Linked DNA regions of Homo sapiens: region 2 is linked to region 1. A link is an interaction called in ENCODE POLR2A ChIA-PET data of the cell type or tissue named here. Cell type or tissue: GM12878. All regions are shown on one strand.

What was found. ChIA-PET counts read pairs that join two places held together with the same protein. Peaks named below come from ENCODE experiments on the same cell type or tissue, not always from the same donor. Only the 100,000 strongest peaks of a DNase experiment are listed, where the experiment ranks them.
Region 2: POLR2A ChIA-PET joins it to region 1 with 6 read pairs; 15 of 35 experiments call an interaction of 5 or more read pairs at or near these places.

The regions. Positions count from the first base shown.
Region 1 is chr11:110,344,573-110,347,072 of GRCh38, forward strand. No RefSeq gene overlaps it. Among named protein-coding and RNA genes, the nearest start is that of LINC02732, 9.3 kb to the right of the region's middle. RefSeq lists a silencer at 1,400-1,459. In GM12878, no CTCF peak of the experiment used is centred here; a DNase peak (open chromatin) is centred at 1,348; H3K27ac peaks cover 970 bases.
Region 2 is chr11:110,291,499-110,293,998 of GRCh38, forward strand. The region is part of intron 1 of RDX (radixin); the gene reads right to left. Among named protein-coding and RNA genes, the nearest start is that of RDX, 3.9 kb to the right of the region's middle. In GM12878, no CTCF peak of the experiment used is centred here; no DNase peak of the experiment used is centred here; H3K4me3 peaks cover 2,067 bases; H3K27ac peaks cover 604 bases.

The sequences.
Region 1 (2,500 bases):
GCCTCCTGGGTTCACGCCATTCTCCTGCCTCAGCCTCCTGAGTAGCTGGGACTACAGGCGCCTGCCACCACACCTGGCTAATTTTTTGTATTTTTAGTAGAGACGGGGTTTCACCGTGTTAGCCAGGATGGTCTCGATTTCCTGACCTGATGATCCACCCGCCTTGGCCTCTCAAAGTGCTGGAATTACAGGCGTGAGCCACTGCGCCTGGCCTGTATTAACTACTTTTAAGAAGCTAAGATTGACCAAAATCTGACCAGTGGATTCAGCCCTATGAAGGTCAGTAGTGACGTTGAGAAGAATAGATTCAGCCGAGGACTGGGGTCAAAACCCTCACAATTTTGATCAGATGTCCATTCTATGAAGATCTGTTTCTATCAGTCTCCCCAGCTTGTATTGTAAATTTTATGGAAGTAAGGATGTCTCTTTTAGTCATCATTTTATCTTGATTTTTTTGTCTCAGTGCCTGGCACATAGCAAACGCTCCATAATTATTTGTGGAATATTCCATTCTGTTCAGATAATTTCAAAGGAATTGATTGTGAGGATTTCTCTTGAGGTTGTAGAGTGAGGATTCAGTGGTGATTTTAAGGGGATGGGAAAGTGATTTATAACATCATCAAAGAACCACTCTTCTATTTTATCTTGAGAAATATTCACTTTTAACATTTCAAATTTTAAAATTTTGGTGTAAGTGTTTCAAGGCAATGTCAGCATGTACAAGAAACATCTGAAATGTCTGGGCGCCGTGGCTGTTGCCTGTAATCACAGCACATTGGGAGCCCGAGGCCAGTGGATCACCTGAGGTCGGGAGTTTGAGACCAGCCTGGCCAACATGGTGAAACCCCATCTCTACTAATAATAGAAAAATTAGCTGGCTGTGGTGGCACACACCTGTAATCCCAGCTACTTGGGAGGCTGAGGCAGGAGAATGGTTGAACCAGGGAGGCAGAGGTTTCAGTGAGCCAAGGTTGCACCATTGCACTCCAGCCTGGGCAACAGAGTGAGACTGTCTCCAAAAAAAAAAAAAAAAAAAGAAGTGAGGGACCGGTCATAGAACAGAAGAGGAGGTCTGAGTGGATAAACTGCTCCTTTCAACCAACCCTCCTATTTTCAGCCCAGTCTTATACCCCTGTCTTCAAAGGTGTTTTCTCAAAAAAAAATCTTATATTTGGTAACCTGAGATTTAGAAATACATGCATGTTATAACTATTACTTGGTGTGTAAAGAATTAACTTTGAGAGAAGCCATGAGAAGGAAATAGAATTTCCCCTTAGGTTGTTTTCTTGAGAGAGGAAACCAAAATGTGTCAGTGTTTCAAGAGCTGGTCCTGTACGTTTGAGTATGTTTCCTGTGCATGCTCACTGAATTAGGTAATAGTATTGATTTTAGGAAAGGTAAGAGCTAAGATTACTCATTTGTTCACATTAGGTCAGATTCTCCCTTTGCCTAACTTCCTGGAAGCGCATTCAATATCGTGAAAAACATGGCAATTTTTTCACAGATCATTAAGGAACATTTGGTAAATTACTGCTTTAGTGCATAAAATAGCCTGCACTATCCCAAAAGTTTTAATGTAGTTTTCCGGTGGTACGTAATTTGCTCTGAGTATGTGGATTGAAAATCTGGCTCAGTGAACAGAAAAGTAGACTGAGTAGCCACATGCCCAGTGGAATCATAATTAAAATTAGGCCAACCAGACACAGAGATGATTGGAATATACTCAGGAGGAAATAGGGACATTTGAAGAGGTCACAGGACTTCTGTCATGTTAAATACACTCCTGACAATGACAGAGGATAAAAATTGGCTTCCTGAGGAAAGGGAGAAACATAATTGAGAAACAAAAAAGAATAATGAACATTTCTCAGAATTCTGAGAAACAGGTTTTGGTGGCTTAGAGTTGGCTGCTATTTCTTCTTCTTCTTCTTCTTCTTCTTCTTCTTCTTCTTCTTCTTCTTCTTCTTCTTCTTCTTCTTCTCCTCCTCCTCCTCCTCTTCCTCCTCCTCCTCCTCCTTCTTCTTCTTTTCTTCTTTCTTCTTCTTCTTCCTCTTTCTTTTTTTTTTTTTAAACAGTCTTGCTCTGTCTCCCAGGCTGGAGTGCAGTGGCACAATCTCAGCTCACTGCAACCTCCACCTCCCAGGTTCAAGCTATTCTCCTGTCCCATCTTCCTGAAGAGCTGGGATTACATGCGCACCACCACACCTGCCTAATTTTTGTATTTTTAGTAAAGAGGGGTTTCCCCGTGTTGGCCATGGTCTCGAACTCCTGACCTCACATGATCCACCCATCTTGCCTTCTCAAAGTGCTGGGATTACAGGCGTGAGCCACCGCACCTGGCCTGAGTTGGCTTCTTTACTGCAACCTGTTTTATCAGCAAAACAGGTTTTGTGTCGACCTCCTATCTCATCCTGTGACTTCGAATGCTATTAATATGCAGTGTGTTTACCATGCAAATTATCATACCTAGGGAAAATGTTAGGAAATAGAAGAAGAACTT
Region 2 (2,500 bases), 53 kb before region 1:
GACATCTGCTTGGGGGTTTCTGGAAACAGTTCCTCTTATTCCTTTGGATACTGCCCTGTCTGGATGGGATGCAGCAGCCAAACTGGGACAAGGGGCTAACTGCAGGCTTGACCTCCCAGGCTCAAGTGATACCCCAACCTCAGCATTCTGAGTAGCTGGGACTACAGGTCCACACCACCGCTCCTGGCTCCTTTGCAGCAGCCAAATTGAGATGGGTAAGGGCTGTCTTAGTATGAAGTTAATAGGGAAAATCACAGGGAAGAGAGTTGGAAAGAGAAGGAGTCCTTGATGTCATTATTGAACCATTCTTGAGCCTCTGGACTTTTAGTATGCAAGACATTAAATTTTGGCCAGGCATGGTGGCTCACACCTGTAATCCTCCCAGCACTTCAGGAGGCCGAGGCAGAAAGTCCAAGGCAGGAAGTCTGAGGCAGGATGATCATTTGAGACCAGCCTGGGCAACATAGGGATACCCCGTATCTACAAAAAGGCTTTTTAAAAAATTAGTTGTTGGCCAGGCACAGTGGTTCACACCTGTAATCCCAGCACACTGGGAGGCCAAGGCGGGCAGATCACTTGAGGTCAGGAGTTTGAGACCAGCCTGGCCAACATGGTAACACCCTGTCTCTACTAAAAATACAAAAATTAGCCGGGCCTGGTGGCATGTGCCTTAAATCCCAGCTACTAGGGAAGCTGAGGCAGGAGAATCGCTTGAACCCTGGAGGCAGAGGCTGTAGTGAGCTGAGATCATGCCACTGCATTCCAGCCTGGGCAACAGAGCGAGACCCTGTCTTGGAAAAAAAAAAAAAAAATTAGCTAGGCATGGTGGCACACGCCTGTGTTGGCAGCTACTAGGGAGACTGATGTGGGAGGAACTTAAAGGATCACTTGAGCCCAGGAGGTCAAGGCTGCAGTGAGCTGTAATAGTGCCACTGCACTCCAGCTTGGGTGACAGAGGAAGACTCTGTTTTCAAAAAAAAATGAAGAAAAAAATGACATTAAATTTCCTCATTGTTTAAACCAGTTGGAGAATTTTCTGCTATTTGATGCCAATGCATCTTAAAGGATCTAAGGGCTCAAAACTGAAGAGCGCTCACTTCACAAATTTACCTGCAGTCAGTCCTAGTTGACTTAAACTTTTCACAAATAAATTAAAAAAAAAAAACATTTAAGGTCCTGAAAGCCATAGAGATTATCTACAACTCAGAAGAAAACAGTCCATTATCTCAATTACTAATAGCTTTATAAATTCTATAATCTTAGAGAAAATAAACAATGAAGTACCTGTTTCTTCAATACTGTATCTAAAATATCCTTTCAACAGGATGTTTTTTCTAAGGAGTTGGCAAACTTTTTTTGTAAAGAGCAAGATGTGGCTATTTCCCACACCAAATTATAAACCTCCTTTTTTAAAAGACACCATTTCTCATTGTCAACTATATGCCATATGCTAGAAAACAAAAAGTAAACTTCATCTTCAATCATTAATCAAGAAAATCTGTACACAAACAAATTTGCACATACACACACTTGAGAATTAGCGTAGGGAATTCTATTGTGTGCTTTTATTCAAATGATGAAAACATGAGAAATATGATTTACTCAATGTTTAACACAAGTTAATAAGCATCCTTTCAATGTCTGTTACAATATAACCCTATTTTAACAAGACTTTAAAATCACAAATAAGGGATATAAAGTATATGTTTATCCCTGCATACCTACTGGCATTTTCTATAAACAAGGAATTGCCGACAGCAGCTACCTATGGAAAACAGGACTGGGAAAGGGGCTGGGGTGTTCCAGGGAGTAAGGAGGACTTTGACCTTTTCCTTGACATTTTTCTGAGTTTTTAAACTTTGCCATAAAATATATCACTTTTATAGTTTTTTTTAAATGGCTTAAGCTATACATTCAATATAAAGATATACACCAGGAACTTAAAGTAGGAAAGGCAGGATTTCTCTAAAATAGGCTAGAAATTGAGGAACTCTCTGGGGCCAGATTGGACACCTCTATCATCAAAGCAGTACGCACACCCTGGCTGCAGCAATCAAGGAAGTTACCAGAACAGTCTTCAGCTGGATCAGTAATGCCATGAGACTTAAAATAATCTTTTAAGGGTAGAGTCCATAGCAACCCAATCCAGCTCCACTGAATCTTGTACCCCAGGGGTAGTATCAGTTAAGTACCACCTGCCAGCTCGTGGTCTGCAGGAAGGTTCCTGCCACCCAACAGTGACTTGCTTGACTTCCCCGATGCACAGAAGTAACACGAAATTATATTTATCTACACCTTACATATAAACTCCAGCAGCATATAGCTCAGTTTTCACAACCTTAATAAAACAGATTTTTTTAGACTTTGGCCTACAGGAAATATTGGTTAAAATTTGACCCCGTTTTTAAACATTAGTAGCATAAATTAAAATGCATTAAATTAAAAATGGATGAAAAAACAAGACTCTCACCATCATTTACCATTTCAGACTATTATATCA